3 separate regions of the Homo sapiens genome follow, and all the other regions are linked to region 1. The links are chromatin loops, found by intact Hi-C in ENCODE. Cell type or tissue: IMR-90. All regions are shown on one strand. Each heading gives the region's core, and the rest is flanking DNA. Links, peaks and the distances in the headings are about the cores only. Region 1 overlaps LOC124905249 (a long non-coding RNA gene). Region 2 has its middle 53 kb from the start of MAGEB17-AS1. Region 3 overlaps CTPS2 (CTP synthase 2).

The links. A loop is a pair of places that touch in the nucleus more often than their neighbours do. Peaks named below come from ENCODE experiments on the same cell type or tissue, not always from the same donor. Only the 100,000 strongest peaks of a DNase experiment are listed, where the experiment ranks them.
Region 2: it touches region 1 in a loop (2.1-fold over the local background); 2 of 110 quality-filtered maps call a loop at or near these places.
Region 3: it touches region 1 in a loop (7-fold over the local background); 63 of 110 quality-filtered maps call a loop at or near these places.

Annotation. Positions count from the first base shown.
Region 1 is chrX:16,434,191-16,439,785 of GRCh38, reverse strand. It overlaps LOC124905249 (a long non-coding RNA gene), which reads left to right. Exons shown (of 2, transcript XR_007068397.1): 2 at 725-2,409. Among named protein-coding and RNA genes, the nearest start is that of MIR548AM, 190 kb to the left of the region's middle. In IMR-90, for the core only: a CTCF peak has its summit at 3,009 (motif pointing left); a DNase peak (open chromatin) is centred at 3,005; H3K27me3 peaks cover 86 bases.
Region 2 is chrX:16,219,176-16,224,770 of GRCh38, reverse strand. No RefSeq gene overlaps it. Among named protein-coding and RNA genes, the nearest start is that of MAGEB17-AS1, 53 kb to the right of the region's middle. In IMR-90, for the core only: no CTCF peak of the experiment used is centred there; a DNase peak (open chromatin) is centred at 2,440; H3K27ac peaks cover 1,010 bases.
Region 3 is chrX:16,661,928-16,667,522 of GRCh38, reverse strand. CTPS2 (CTP synthase 2) reads left to right here. Exons shown (of 19, transcript NM_175859.3): 13 at 1-9. Among named protein-coding and RNA genes, the nearest start is that of S100G, 15 kb to the right of the region's middle. In IMR-90, for the core only: a CTCF peak has its summit at 3,288 (motif pointing right); DNase peaks (open chromatin) are centred at 832, 2,242 and 3,202; H3K27ac peaks cover 1,696 bases.

The sequences.
Region 1 (5,595 bases), core at 159-5,158:
GTTTATAAATATGCATGCATGTATTTAAGTATAAGTTCTATTTCTCTCTGTTCCCTGGAAAGTCACAGGTTGAAATTAATTTTAAGAGAACATTGACCAGGCCCCTTAAAGGTTAAATTAAACTGAGGGGTGCTACTGCAATTTAATTACGTTTTCATCTTTTCGGATTAGTCATTGAATACAGATTGAAATCCTATTTTCACACATCTCTATAGGTCACCTAAATGGCTTGTTCAAAATTCTAATTTTTTTTCCCTCATGAATAATTTCCCTCAAAAGGTAACCTTTCTTCTCTATGGGCATAATAAAAGTGTTTATGTAAAAATGGCAAAGGAAAATGGATTATATTTTGTAACATACTGAGTTGTGAAGCAGAATTATGCCTTTGTACTATGAAGCTGTTCTTTTCTTTTTCCAAATGTGAAGATTTAGAAGCGAGGTGACCCGCTATTGTAGCTATGTGAAGAGGGGGAGAATCAGGGCTCCCATTACAGAGCGTAGGAGGGATGATGAATACCATAGTGAGGTTTAGTGCCACTTAAGAGCCAAAAAATTTCTGTCACAAACCTACCCCTGCTGTCTCACATTTCTGATATTAGTTCCCATTGATTGTTTCATTGCTCCTCATTGATTCTTCCAGAAATTTCTTCCTCCTTCCTAATGTCCTTTGGCTTTGCATCTCATGCCATCAGACTTCACCACTTTCTCCTCTTTCTTGTTGCAGTCATCTCCAGAGTCCTGGGTCATTCTTCTTTCTTGAAGAGTACAAGGAAGAACGCTTCCTGTCATTCTTTCCAGCACTGCTCCAGCATAATTCCTGGTGATTTAAATACAGTTGATTCTCATTATTTGGGGTAGTTAGGGTGTATAAACTTGCGATGAACACCGAATCAGTGAATACTAAACATCGTTCCTAGGGGAAAAGCACAAGTTCCTGCAAGCTTCTGGTAACTACATTGTCATGAATAGATCAAACATAACCCTGTTTTATATATGTTTCTGTCTAAAGACACCTTGTTTAATATATATTGTTGATTCATTAACATTGAACTTACAGCTAGAATGCATGCTTGAAAGAAGCTTTTCTAACACAAATTATGTATTTATGTATTTATTTATTTATTTTCCCATAAGGTACATCACAGCCTTCTTGTACTTAGGAGTGCTAGGCAGCACTAAGCTTGAGGACCATTTTTAGGTTTTTTGTTTTTTTGAGACAGGATCTCACCATATCACCTAGGCTGGAGTACAGTGGTGCCATCATGGCTCACTGCAGCCTCGACCTCCCTGGGCTCAGGTGATCCTCCCATCTCAGCCTCCAGAGTAGCTGGGACTACAGGCACATGCCACCAGCAGGCCTGGCTAATTTTTTTTTTTGGTATTTTTTGTAGAGATGGGGTTTTGCCATGTTGCCCAGGCTGCTCTCAAACTCCTGGGCTCAAGTGACCCACCCGTCTCAGCCTTTTAAATTGCTGGGATTACAGGTGTAAGCCACCCTACCCAGTCATTGGGGACCATTTTGAACAGCAAAATCACCAACAAAAAGCACAAAAATGCAAAAAACATGGCACTAAATAGTGAAAAGGACACTTGTTTATAGCCTGAGAGCTGAAACAAGAAGGCAGAGTGTCGCCTCATTTGACTCAGCTGGTGGCGTGCACGTTGGGCAACTCAAATTTTTTGCTGCTCTGCACATGTCTGCGAATGACTGCTAAAGTTCCAAGCATATTGATTTTTGGGGCTGCAAATAAATTTTAGAAAGTAGACAAATTTGCAAACAGAGAATCTGTGAATAATGAGGATTGGCTGTGTCTATGTTGATGATCTTTCTGATGATGTGAGCACTGCATTTCTTGACTTTCTGTCTAAGTATGGTAGATCTTGTCTACCATACTATTTTAGCCATGCACCCCCAAGATCATGCCGAATGTCATGAAAAGACAATATTTCCCATCCCAACACCTGTTTTTTATACAGGGATCTGAAAGTGTCAGAACCAGGGTAATTTTTTCTTTGATGTCTCATCCCCTCTGTGTTTACACCCCCACCTCCCTATCCATATGCTGAAACCCTAACCCCCAGTGTGGCTGTGGCCTCTAAGGAAGTGATTAAGGTTAAACGAAGTTGTAAGGGTGGGGCCGTGATCTGATAGGATTAATGTTCTTATAAGAAAAGACACTGGGGTTGGCCCGCACATGCGCTCACTCATGCTCATGTGCGGTCTCTCTCTCTTTCCCCCTCCTTGTGCCCTCAGAGGAAAGGCCATGTAAGGATGCAGGAAAAAGTCAGTAATCTGCAAGCCAGGAAGAAAGCTGTGGCACCACCAGAATCTGCAATCCGCTAGAACCTTGATCTTAAACTTCCCAGCTTCCAAAACTGGGAGAAAATAAATTTCTGTTGTTTAAGCCACCCAGTCTATGATACTTTGTTATTGCAACCTGAGCTGGCTAAGACACCCTTTTAAGGTATTTTTCTCTCTAGAAGAGCTCTCATTGTCTCACCTAAGTGCACTGTCCTAAACAGGTATTCTGTACTTCAAACTTTTCCTACCCACCACCAAAACATACCTTTTAAATATTCCCCAGTACTTTACTTTTCTAAAAATTGGTTCACTAATAAACCAATTGCCATCAATTAGTATTATTTTTATTATCTCTACTAACATTTTAACTTTAAAAGTAAGATATATGTTCACTTTAGGAAATTTGAAAATGACAGAAAAACGTAAAGTAGAAAATAAAAATTACTTTAATTCTAAAATGTTGGCATTTTGATATATTTCTCTTCAGTCTTTTTTTTTTTTTTCTGTGAAAACTTGCCGGAGTTCTTGGTTGCAAATCACTTTAAGCTACCCTCATTACCTTGATGAGAAAAGAAGCTTATTGGTAAGATATCAGGCAGCTCAAAGAAATATGGGACTCTTGGAGAACCTGACTGGGAACGTGGTAGGAGGCATCCATATTAAACTGGGCTACCAGAACTTCTTTCGAGCGCCCTCTAGTGGAACAGTCTGATTCGGACGCCTCTGTTGCCACTGCTGGACATATTCTGTGGGTGACACCGCTGCACTGGATACTAGAAGCCCTGTCAGCACCACCGCTAAGACTTTCTTTGAGTCATTAACTCAAGATTCAAAGAGCTGAGTGGGAGCACCTGATTGGCCAAGCTTAGACTATGTGCCCCCTCCTAGCGCAGCAGCCAGGGCTCAGAGAAAGCCAGAATCTGATCTTTTCTTTTGCAAGAGGGAGGAACTGCCTTCCCTAAGGCTCACGCCATGGGACATTCTCCAGATTTAAGGATAGCATCCAGATCCTGGAAAACCCTTCCTAGAAAAGCAATTACAATGTATTCTTTGGCTACTTGATATCCACATGTACTTTTCTTTCCATATTTTCATGTCACAGTAATCAAGGAAATGTGTAGCGTCTACTGTCACCATTTATACTTCTACCACAAGGCAACAGCTGGTATTTATAACTCCCACCTCTCCCTATTCCAGATCTCCTTTGCCTGCAGCCTGTACCTCAGATTCTCAGTGTGTTTTACTTAGTAGAGTCACTCAAATCTTCATTTCTAAGGAAATTGAACTCTTGGTGGGCCTGCCTGGATTGTCCTGTATTAGTATTTCATTAATTTTTATTACTGGACAAGATAATAATAGGAGGAACTGTAAGACTCACCCAATTTCATTCATACTCATCCCTGCTTGTATCGAGTAGCAGCAACTCAACTGACCCTTAATAGTAAGATGATACTTACTCCTCACCTTTTTTTTTTAATGAGTTTTTTTCTCACCTTTTTTTCTCAAGGGAATGTGTGTGGAGGCCAGCATGGTAATGTGAAAGTCTTGGCTTCTCACTAAATGAAAATCATTCTTGTGGAAAATTTATTTCTTTAGGTACTAAAGCACTTTACATATATTAACAACTTTAGCCCTCCCCAAAATACCGTGGGATTTTACCTTTTACAGATAGGAGAATAGAGGCACAGAGAGGTTAAGTAACCTGTTCAAAATCACACAGCTAGAAAGCAGTAGAGATAGGATTTGAACCCAGCCAATCTGGTCCCTGCTCTTCATGTCTTCTTAATATGATACAGTATTCAGGAATGTCCTGTGTGGTGGCGAGAAAGTCAAGGTTCCTGCATAGCAAATTGTGGAACAGAACTAGAAAAGCCCTGTGACAAGTTGGTAAGGTGTTCTGCTATCCCTGCTAGGTAAAAGCAAAATGCTTCTGGTGTTTATCAGATAAGAGACAAAGATATTTGACTCTGCAAGGATGGACATTTTTGTTTGTTTTGCTCACTTCACTATACCCAGTACCTAGAACATTACCTGGAACATAGTAGGTGCTCAATTCACTGAAGAATGAATAAATGCCAGACACCAGGGACTGGGTTATGTTTCCTCATTAGTAGGCCACATCCATAAATGCAGCTGCAATTGGAATCACCCCCTCATGAAGCACATGTCAATCCACCATCATTCTCCAAGAAGCCCCCATCCTCTGCACTGGACAAACTGGAAAGTTAGGTGGGGATGTACTAGGAATCACCTTCCCTGCATTTCTTAAGATTTTCATGGTGACACTAATTGCTATAATTTTCTCAGATATGGTATTGCTTTTTATTTTTCATTTTGAGTGCAATGGGTAATCCTAGGGGCTTCCATTGGACTTATTTTACCTGTGGTTCAGAGACAATGTGGGGATTCTAGCAGTGGCTAGATTTACCTATTCAAAGTAAATCCTTAGGAAACAGATAGATAAACTATCATGGGCTGAGTTCAGAGTGTTAGTCTGTCCACTTTAAATTAGACTGGGACTGGGACCTAAATGCTATTGATCACCTGAATCTTGTAAGTCTCCACCCTAATTAGTGAGTGGCAGTGTTATTTACTCAGATTCAATGTTCAATAATATCTGAAATGGGTAGGCATTTCCCTTTGCCCAATACGCTGTTTCCTTGATAAATATTTACAAGTCAAAGGATAGGAGGAAGATTCCCCAATATTTTTGTGAAGTAATTTCAGGACACTTCTTTAAGGCCCTGCCTGACTTCCCCTTCATTAGGGGATTCAGGGCCTGTGAAGGTTAGTCTTCCTTGTGCAAGGTAATTCTTACAAGGAAAGAGAGTTACGGAGTCTTCAGGTAAGTCATGAGCTGCCTCAGACGTGGGAGGAAGAATGGCTTGAGCTGAAAACCTAGGTTCAGTGGAGTTTGGAGATTTGGTGTTTGAGGCCTTGACACCCTCCCACTGAACACCATTGCAGTTCTCAGGGTCTGCTCTTTCCTTATTGATGCCCTAACTTTCATATAAGGCCCTTGATGAGTCTGTGATTCAGTTGATGTTCTAAATTAGTCCCCACTGGAGTAGAGGATTGATTCTGGGTAGTTTTGTACTGCTGCTACAAAAAATAAGACATTCTTTTTTAGCACAGGGATACAAAATCCTCCTGGTTCTGGGTTTTGCTTTCAGCCAAGAACTAGGGATTTGAGTATCATTCTCTCTCTTTAAGCTTTCCAGTATTAGCCACCTCATTCTCCAGTCCTGGTTTCTCATGCTGCTGTATATGGCACCACCAATGTGGGCTCCCAA
Region 2 (5,595 bases), core at 285-5,284, 220 kb after region 1:
AAGGAAAAATATAAAACCTTAAAATGGACTATTAGGGTACAGAAGATGATTCCTCAAAATATGGCATGCTATAGTTTGATTTGTAGGACCCTCTAAACCTCATGTTAAAATTTGATCCCCAATGTTGGAGGTGGGGCCTAGTGGGAGGTGCTTGGTCATGGGAGTGGATCACTCATGAATGGCATGGTGCTGTCCTTGCAAAAATGAGTGAGTTCTTGCTCTATTAGTTCCTGTGAGAACTGGTTGTTAAAAAGAGCATGATACCTCCTCCCTCTGTATTTTTGCTTCCTCTCTCACTATGTGATCTCTGTATATGCCAGCTCCCCTTCACTTTCTGTCATGAGTAGAAACAGCCTGAGGCTTTCAGCCGATACTCAATCTTTCAGCCAGCAGAATCATGGGCCAAATAAACATCTTTTCTTTATAAATTAGTCAGCCTCAGGTATTCCTTTATAGCAACACTAAATGGACTAAGACGGAACATTGGTACTGAGGAGTGGGGTTTGCCATAAAGAAACTTGAAAATGTGGAAGCAGCTTTGGAACTGGGTAATGGGCAGAAGCTAGAAGAGTTTGGAGAGTTCAGAAGAATTCAAACAGACGAGAAATGTTGGAACTTCTTAGAGATTGGTTAAATAATTGTGATCAAAAAGCTGATAGAAATATAGATAGTAAAGGCCATGCTGAACTGTGGTATCAGATGACAATGAGAAACTTTGGGACTGGAGCATAGATCGCCCTTGTTACACTGCAGCAAATAATTTGACTGCATTATGTCTATGCCCTAGGGCTTTATGGAAGGCTGAACTTAAGAGCAATGACCTAGGATAACTGGGGAAGAAATTTCTTGGCAGCAAAGCATTCAAAAAGTAATGTGGCTACTTTTAACTGCTCACCATCAGATATGGCAGCAAAGGAATGACCTAAAGGTGGAATTTATAATTGAAAAGGAAGCGGTACATACAAATTTGGGAAATTCACAGCCTGGCCATGCAGTAGAGAAAAAAAAAAAAAAGCATTTTCAGGAGAGGAATCCAAGGATGCTATGGAGCAATCATTTGCTAGAGAGATTAGCACCGATAAAAGGGAGCCAGGTGCTAATAGTAAAGATGATGGGAAAAAGACCCCCAAAGCATTTCAGCCATCTTAAAGATTACTCCCTCCCATCACAGGACCAGAGGCCTAGGAGGATAGAATGGTTTTAGGGAACAGAACCAGGGTACTGCTAGACTGCACCACCTTGGGATGCTGCTCCCTGCATACCAGCTGCTCTGGCTCCAGCCACAGCTCAAGGGGCCCCAAGTACCACTCCAGGGAGTGCAAGCCATAAGCTTTGCCAGCTTCCATGTGGTTTTAATTCTGCAAGCTCCCAGAATGCAAGAGTGGTGGAGGCTTAACAGTTTCCACTTAGATTTCAGAGGGTATATTGGAAAGTCTTGGTGCCCAGACAGAAGCCTGCTATAGGGGCAAAGTTCCCACAGAAAGGCTCTACCAAGGCAATGCTGAGAAGAAAGGTGGAATTGTTGCCTCTGCAGAGTTCCCATCAGGGTATTGCCTAGTAGAGCTGTGGGAGTAGGACCACCACTCTTGAGACTCCAGCATTAATAGAGCCATCAGCAGCATGTAACTCCAGCCTGGAAAAACTGTAAGCATTCAACTCCAACCCATGAGAGCATCTACAAAGGCTGTGCCCAGGAAAGCCATGGGGGCAGAACTGCCCAAGGCCTTGTGAACCTATCCCTTACACCAGTGTGTCCAGGATGTAGGTCATGGATTCAAAGGAGATTATTTTGAAGTTTTAAGATTTAATTTCTGCCCTGCAAGGTTTTGGATTTGCTTTTGGAATGGGAATGTTTACTCAATACCTGTACAACCATTTTATCTTGGAAGCAAATACATTGTTTTTTATTTTTCAGATTCACAACTGTAAGGAAATTGCCTTGGTCTCAGATGAGACTTTGAACTTTTAAGTTGGTGGTGGAGCCAGTTAAGACTTTGGGAGACTATTGGGAAGGGATGGTTGTATTTTGCATGTGGGAAGGACATGAGATTCAGGGGGCTAGGGCTACAATGCTGTAGTTTGGTCTGTTTGACATGCCAACCTTAAATAATGTGATTCAGAAAATATGATTCAGTATAGAGTTTATTTGAGCACCAAGCTTGAGGAATGCCACCTGGGAACAGACTCCAAATGAATGGGGTCAGCATTCCAAAAAGTGGAGAAGTAAAAGTTTCACTTATATAGGCAGAGACAGAGATATTTTAGCAGGATTACAACATTTTCCATAGAGACCAGTGCATACCTCACAACAATTTGATTGGTTACATTTACATTCCAAGGAAGATGACATTATTACTCCATTAGGAGGGATAGTGATCTGAGTGGGTCTTATCTCTGGCTCCATTTGATTTTATTATTTACAGGGGAAAAAAAGGCAGAAGTTGCAGTTGCATGTTGCATGACTCAGGCTGCATAGCCACATTCCTCTCAAGGCTAAGAATAATTTAAAGTTATGTCAGGCCTCTGAGCCCAAGCTAAGCCATCATATCCCCTGTGACCTGCATGTATACATCCAGATGGCCTGAAGCAACAGAAGATCCACAAAATCACTGAAAATAGCCTTAACTGATGACATTCCACCACTATGATTTGTTCTTGCCCCACCCTAACTGATACATATATTCTCCCCTGCCCTTAAGAAGATACTTTGTAATATTCTCCCCACCCTTCAGAATGTGCTTTGTATGCCTATCCCAAACCTATAAGAACTAATGATAATCCCACCACCCTTTGCTGACTCCTTTTTTGGACTCAGCCTGCCTGCACCCAGGTGAAATAAACAGCCTTGTTGCTCACACAAAGGCTGTTTGGTGGTCTCTTCACACAGACGTGCATGACATTTGGTGCCAAAACCCGGGACAGGAGGACTCCTTCGGGAGAGCAGTCCCCTGTCCTCATCCTCACTCCATGAGGAGATCCACCTATGACCTTGGGCCCTCTGACCAACCAGCGCAAGGAACATCTCACCAATTTCAAATCAGGTAAGCCGTCTGTTCACTCTTCTCCAGCCTCTCTTGCTACCCTTCAATCTTCCTCTCTCGCTACCCTTCAATCTCCCTGTCCTTCCAATTCCAGTTCTTTTTCCCCTCTAGTAGAGACAAGGAGACACATTTTATCCATGGACCCAAAACTCCGGAGCCGGTCACGGACTTGAGAAGACAGTCTTCCCTTGGTGTTTAATCACTGCGAGGACACCTGCCTGATTATTCACCCACATTTCATTGGTGTCTGATCATTGTGGGGATGCCTGCCTTGGTCATTCACCCACATTTCCTTGGTGGCAAGTCAATTGCAGGGACGCCTGCTTAGGCTGCTCACCCACATTGCAGCCCAGGGCTGCTCATCCCCAACCCCCTTCTCCATGTCTCTACCCTCTCTTTTCTCTGGGCTTGCCTCCTTCACTATGGGCAACCTTCCACCCTCCATTCCTCCTTCTTCTCCCTTAGCCTGTGTTCTCAAAAACTTAAAACCTCTTCAACTCACACCTGACCTAAAACCTTAACATCTTATTTTCTTCTGCTATGCCGCTTGGCCCCAGTACAAACTCGACAATAGTTCCAAGTAGCCAGAAAACAGCACTTTTGATTTCTCCATTTTACAAGACCTGGATGATTTTTGTCGAAAAATGGGCAAATGGTCTGAGGTGCCTGACGTCCAGGCATTCTTTTACACATCAGTCCCTCCCTAGTCTCTCCTCCCAATGCGACTCGTTCCAAATCTTTCTTCTTTCTCTCCTGTCTGTTCCTTCAGTCTCCACCCCAAGTTCTGAGTCCTTTGAATGCTTCTTTTCTACGGACTCATCTGACCTCTCCCCTTCTCCTCAAGCTGCTCGTCGCCAGGCCGAGCCAGGTCCCAACTCTTCTTCAGCCTCCACTCCCCCACCCTATAACCCTCCTATTACCTCCCCTCCTCACGCCAGGTCTGGCTTACAGTTTCATTCCACGACTAGCCCTCCCCAACCTGCCCAACAATTTTCTTTTAGAGAGGTAGCTGGAGCTGAAGGCATAGCCAAGGTTAATGCTCCTTTTTCTTTATCCAACCTCTCCCAAATCAGTTAGTGTTTAGGCTCTTTTTCATCAAATATAAAAACCCAGCCCAGTTCATGGCCCGTTTGGCAACAACCCTTAGACACTTTACTGCCTTAGACCCAGAGGGCCCAGAAGGCCGTCTTATTCTCAATATGCATTTTATTACCCAACCCACTCCCGACATTAGAAAAAGCTCCAAAAATTAGATTCTGGCCCTCAACCCCACAACAGGACTTAATTGACCCTGCCTTCAAGGTGTGCAATAAGAGAGAAGAGTTGCAATTACTTGCCTCTGCTGTGAGAGAAACCCCAGCCACATCTCCAGCACACAAGAACTTCAAAACATCTGAACCGCAGTGGCCAGGCATTCCTCCAGGATCGCCTCCCCCAGGAGCTTGCTTTAAGTGCTGGAAATCTGGCCACTGGGCTGAGGAATGCCTGCAGCCCAGGATTCCTCCTAAGCTGCGTCCCATCTGTGTGGGACCCCACTGGAAATCGGACTGTCCAGCTCACCTGGCAGCCACTCCCAGAGCCGCTGGAACTCTGGCCCAAGGCTCTCTGACTCCTTCCCAGATCTTCTTGGCTGAGTGGCTGAAGACTGACACTGCCCGATCGCCTCAGAAGCCTCCTGGACCGTCACAGACACTTTGGGTAACTCTTACAGTGGAGGGTAAGTCCGTCCCCTTCTTAATCAATATGGAGGCTACCCACTCTACATTACCTTCTTTTCAAGGGCCTGTTTCCTTTGCCTCCATAACTGTTGTGGGTATTGACGGCCAGTCTTCTAAACCTCTTAAAACTCCCCAACTCTGATGCCAACTTGGACAACATTCTTTTATGCACTCTTTTTCAGTTATCCTCACCTGCCCAGCTCCCTTATTAGGTCAAGACATTTTAACTAAATTATCTGCTTCCCTGACTATTCCTAGGCTACAGCCACACCTCATTGCCGCCTTTTTCCCCAGTTCAAATCTCCTTCACATCCTCCCCTTGTATCTCCCCACCTTAATCCACAAGTATGGGACACCTCTACTCCCTCCTTGGCAACCGATCATGCACCCCTTACCATCCCATTAAAACCTAATCACCCTTACCCCGCTAAATGCCAATATCCCATCCCACAGCACACTTTAAAAGGATTAAAGCCTGTTATCATTTGCCTGCTACAGCCTGGCCTTTTAAAGCCTATAAACTCCCCCTTACAATTCCCCCATTTTACCTGTCCAAAAACTGGACAAGTCTTACAGGTTAGTTCAGGGTCTGTGCCTTATCAACCAAATTGTCTTGCCTATCCACCCCGTGGTGCCAAACCCATATACTCTCCTATCCTCAACATCTCCTCCACAACCCGTTATTCTGTTCTAGATAAACCTAGTTGACCCCATAAATCCTAAATCCTTTCCCCACTCCCCTTTCCATTCCTTAAAAAACAGCCCTAAAAGCTGCTCCCACACTAGCACTCCCTAACTCATCCCAACCCTTTTCATTACACACAGCCAAAGTGTAG
Region 3 (5,595 bases), core at 406-5,405, 230 kb before region 1:
GTTCCTCTGGTAAGTGGCTTGTTTATCTTTCTGGGTCCAGTCATTGTCACTTGGGTCCTGGCTCTTGCCTAAATTCATAAGGGGCTATTGGCTGGGCGCCATGGCTCACCCCTGTAATCCCAGCACTTTGGGAGGTCAAGGCGGGCGGATCACTTGAGGTTAGGAGTTCAAGAGTAGCCTGGTCAACATGGTGAAACCCCTGTCTCTACTAAAAATACAAAAATTAGCTGGCTGTGGTGGCAGATGCGTGTAATATCAGCTACTCGGGAGGCTGAGGCAGGAGAATTGCTGGAACCCGGGAGGTGGAGGTTGCAGTGAGCCAAGATCATGCCACCGCACTCCAGCCTCAGTGACAGAGTGAGACTCCTTCTCAAAAAAAAAAAAAGGCGGGGGGGGGTCTATTATTATTTTTTCTTTACAGCACCAGAACATTTTAAATTACATTATTCTTATATTAAATTCCTTTGTTCTTGATAGTCCATCTTCTCAGCTATGCCTTAAAGACAGTCACAATCCTGGACTGATTTCTCTTTGTCGCAGCTTTCAAGCTTAATGTTTAGGAAAGGATTAAATCGGCTGTGACAACAATTTATAACATCTACTATAAATAAATGAGCTGTCCTGTCTCCAGACTCATCACCAGTCTGCCTATTTTCCACACTGGTGGTCATCTGTCTTTCTAAAACAAAAGCGACAGTGATTCTGCTGCCAGTCCTCATCTTCCATCAGTTTCTTTTCCCTTAAAATATTCAGTCCAGGATTCTGGGCTGGGTCCCAAAGCCACTGTGCTCTGTCACCTGCTGCTTTGCTGATTCATCCCATGGCATCCTGATTCCTCCCAGGCTTTGAGTTTTTTTCTTTTTTGTGTTTTTTTGAGGCAAGTTCTCACTCTGTCACACAGGCTGGAATGCAGTGGCATGATCACGGCTCACGGAAGCCTAGACCTCCCGGGGTCAAACAATCTTCCCACCTCATTTTTTGATTTTTTTTGTAGAGACAAGGTCTCACTATGTTGCCCAGGCTACATGCTTTGAGTTTTACGTTTGGACAATCTAAACTAGTTTTTCAGATACAGCCTGAGGTTCCCTATACCTGAGATGTCCACCTGCCTAAAATCCCTCTCCCCCTGGAATCTCAATAAAAGCATTGAAAAATTTAATTAACAACAACTCAGTTACCAACAACTTCCTATTCATCTGAGGAAACCTTTCCTGACCTCTTTTCTTTACCTGCCTCTGCCTTCTGCCTCATGCTACTGTGCTCACCACTAACAGAGCGAGTTCTGCAAGATGATGGTTGGCCTTCAGTCAGCCTGTTTGCCAGCCACCCATGCACACCCAGTCGTGTCCCTGCTGCTGGGCACCTACTTCTAATGGAGCTCGCGCCTCACAATCGCGATTGGTTTTTTAAACAGCTTTATTGAGATACAATTCATATACCACAAAATTTAGCCATTTAAACTGTATAATCCGGCCAGATGCGGTGGCTCACGCCTGTAATCCCAACACTTTGGGAGGCCTAGGCAGGTCAATCACTTGAGGTCAGGAGTTCGAGACTAGACTGGCCAACAAGTTGAAACCCCATCTCTACTAAAAATACAAAAAATTAGCTGGGCGTGCTGGTGCATGCTTGTAATCCCAGCTGCTAGGGAGGCTGACACAGGAAAATTGCTTGAACCCAGGAGGCGTTGGTTGCAGTGAGCTGAGATCGTGCCATTGCACTCCAGCCTGGGCAACAGAGTGAGACTTTGTCTCAAAAAACAAACAAACAAAAAACTGTATAATCCAATGGTTTTTAGCATATTCACGGATCTGTGCCACTCTCATTACAAGCAATTTTGGGCCATTTTCATTACTCCAAAAAGAAACCCCACACGCCTTAGCTGACACCCCCAAGCCTCCTATCTCCACCAGCCCCAGGCAACCATTAGTCTACCTTCTGTCTTCATAGATTTGCCTGTTTGAATCATTTAATATAAATGGAATCATCCAATATGTAGCCTTTTGTGACTGGTTGCTTTTACTTAGGATAATGTTTTCAAAGTCTGTCTATGTTGTAACACGTATCAGTACTTTGTTTCTTTTTATTGCTGATTAATATTTCATTATATGGACATGAAACATTTTATTTATCCATTGATGAACATCTGCATTGTTTCTACTTTTTGGCATTGTGACTAACGCTGCTGTGAACATTCATGTGCAAGTTTTTGTGTGGACATATGTTTTCATTTCACCAGGAGTGGAATTTCTGAGTCATATGGTAATTCTGTGTTTAACCCTTTGAGGAGCTGTAGGACTGTTTTCCAAAGTGGCTGCAACATTTTAATTTCCTGCCAGCAATGTATGAGGGTCCTAATTTGTCCATATCCTTGTGAACATTTGTTATTTCTGTCTTTTTGATGATAGCCATCCTAGTGGATGTGAAGTGGTGTCTCATCGTGGCTTTGATTTGCAGTTGCCTGATGGCTAAGGATGTTGAGCATCTTTTCATGTGTTTATTGGCCACTTGTATGTCTTCTCTGGAGAAAGGTCCATTCACATCCTTTGTCTATTTTAAAATTAGGGTATTTGTATTTTTATTATTGAGTTGTAACAGTTCTTTATATATTCTAGATATAAGTTCCTTATATATAATCTGTGCTATCGGCATTTGGGAACACATCATTCTTTGTTGTATGTGGGAGCTCCTGCCCACTAGGTGCCAGTATCACTCCCTAACCCCTGCCCAACTGTGACACTAAAAGTACCTCCAGATATTGTCAAATATCTCTTGGGGGCAGGGGCAGAATCGCCCTGGTTGAGAACCACTGATTTAGAGAAATCTAGTTCTATTTCTGTCCCCTGTAGCCTGTTTAATCCCTTCCCTTATGGCAAGCATTCATTCTTTTTTTTCTTGGTTCATCTTCCCATTTTTTACATATAAGTAAAGCTGTATGTCTTTGTCATCCACTTCCCTTCTTAGGGAAATGGTAGCATACTCTACACAGTTTTTTCCTGCCTTGCATTTTTCGCTTAACACTGTATGCTGGAGATCACCCCACGGAAGCACATAGAAGCATTCTTCACTCTTTTTTTTTATAGCTTGTAACTCAAACCATAATGAACCATAACTTACCAGCCAGATGGTACTTTTAAGTCTTATGCTCAGAAGGCCTAATACCAATGAAGGGTTCCTTATGAGCCTTTAATATAAACATATTTCCTGACTAATAGCTGAAATGGCTGTGCCAGGAAAACTATGGGTTTTCTTTTCTAAGATATACTTTGGGATAGGAAGTGATTTTACCAGTAGGTGCCACTGTTAGATAGTGTTGGCAAGGTTAATTCTTTGATGATTATTCTTTACTGGGGGTGTGTGTACGTGCGTTAAAAAATTTTTACACATGGCCGGGCGCAGTGGCTCATGCCTATAATCCCAGCACTTTGGGAGGCCAAGGCGGGCAGATCACAAGGTCAGGAGATCAAGACCATCCTGGCTAACATGGTGAAACTTTGTCTCTACTAAAAACATAAAGAAATTAGCTGGGCGTGGTGGCACGCGCCTGTAGTCCCAGCTACTCGGGAGGCTGAGGCAGGAGAATGGCGTGAACCCAGGAGGCAGAGCTTCCAGTGAGCCGAGATTGCACCACTGTACTCCAGCCTGGGTGACAAAGCAAGACTCTGCCTCAAAAAAAATGAAAAAAAATTTTTTTTTACACAGAGTAAAAAAGTTAAGCCCTGCAGAAAAAGGTACAGAACTGTCTCTCCTTTGCCCCCACCTCACTTCGGTTCCCTTCCCCAGTGGCAACTACTTTGATCCATTTCTTTCTTTCTTTTTTTCCTTTTTAAAGAGATGGGCTGTCTCACTATGTTGCCCAGGCTGGATATTCACAGGTGTGATCATAGCGCACTACAGCCTCGAACTCCTGAGCTCAAGTGATTTTCCCACCTCAACTTCCCAAGTAGCTGAAACTACAGGAGCTCAGCTGATGCATTTCTTTAGTTATTTCAGAGATTTGTGTGTGTGTTTTTGTGTGTGTATACCCACTTAGCCACACACATATGAATATGTATTGCGTTTAAAAAAAAGATCTTGGCTAGGTGCAGTGTCTCATGCCTGTAATCCCTGCACTTTTGGAGGCTGAGGCGGGAGGACTGCTTGAGTCTTGGAGTTTGAGAGCAGCCTGGGCAACATAGTTACACCTTGCCTCTACAATAAATAAATAAAATTACCTGGGCATGGTGGCATGCACCTATAGTCCTAGCTACTCGGGAGGCTGAGGGGGAGGATCACTTGAGCCCCAGGGGTTGAGCTGCAGTGAGCTGTGATCACGCCGCTGCATTCCAGCCTGGGTGACAGAGCGAGACCCTGTCTCAAAACAAAACCAAACAAAACAACTTTGTAGCATGCTCCAGACACTGTTCCCACCTTGCTTTATATACTGATCATTCCACATCAATGTGCAGGGATGTCTTCGGTGTGCTTGCTCTGCTGTATGCTATATGGCTGCATCCTTATTTATTTAACCAGTCTCATATTTAGTTTGTGTCCATTATTTTGCTGCTTTAATTTATGCTGCAAATTAGTATCCATGTACATATATCCTTGCACCCACGCGCGAACACATCTGCAGGGATAGATTCCTAGAAGGGGAGTTGCTAAGTCAGAGGATGTGTGCATTTTACATTTTGATGGCTCCTATACACATAAGTGAGATGAGAACAATAAAAGCTAATTGCTATTGAACGTCTTTATGGCCTGCAATGTTTGTTGGAGAAAAATAGCCTTAAGAGCTAGCACTTGTATCGATGTGAGAAGTCTTATTAAAAAAAAAAAAAAAAAGACTAAGGAGATAGAATCATAAGGCAGCAAGCACCATGAAGCCTGCAGAGTTACTTAAGCTTGAGCAAATAACAGTTACTTTGTGGGGACTGGTCATTCTGGCTGTTCTAGCTAGGAAAGTAAACAGTTTGGAAACCAGGAGCCTTCTATAGGGAATATTTACTCCTAAGATCTCTTCATAGGTCATCATGACCCTCCTTTGGCATGCATGATTAGTGCTATGGCTGTTGATGAAATCAATAGAGACACTGGCATCCAGAACAGTTCCAAGAGAAAGTGTCTGTTATACACATAAAAAGAGAAACAGATTTTTCCCTAAGGGTTAAGGTAGACTCTTTCTGCGTCTCAGAGTGCCCAGGAGAGAATGAGTAAAATTTATTTTATTGTGTCATTTCTCTGCTTAATCCACAAGGTGAAATTGAAGGCTCTGGGACTTTGCAGAATACTTAGGGTTCTATAGCAACTCTGGTTTTTTGCCCTGCTTCAAAGTAGTCTCAGCTGCCTTCTAGATGGTACATAACCAAGAGCGTAGCTGTTGCTGACTTACATTCTAACCCTATATCAATCACATGGCTGCTGCTGACATCCTTGACCTTGAATTTGGCTTCAGATCTCTCCAGTACATCTGTAGTGTAGTTCACAGCACTTTGGACTTTATATTTTGAATATTTTCAGCTTTTGAGGCATATATATATATATATATATGAATGAACAATCTCAATCTAATGTGTAGGCATGTGAATGTGCTTAACTCTAAGCATTTCTTTTCTG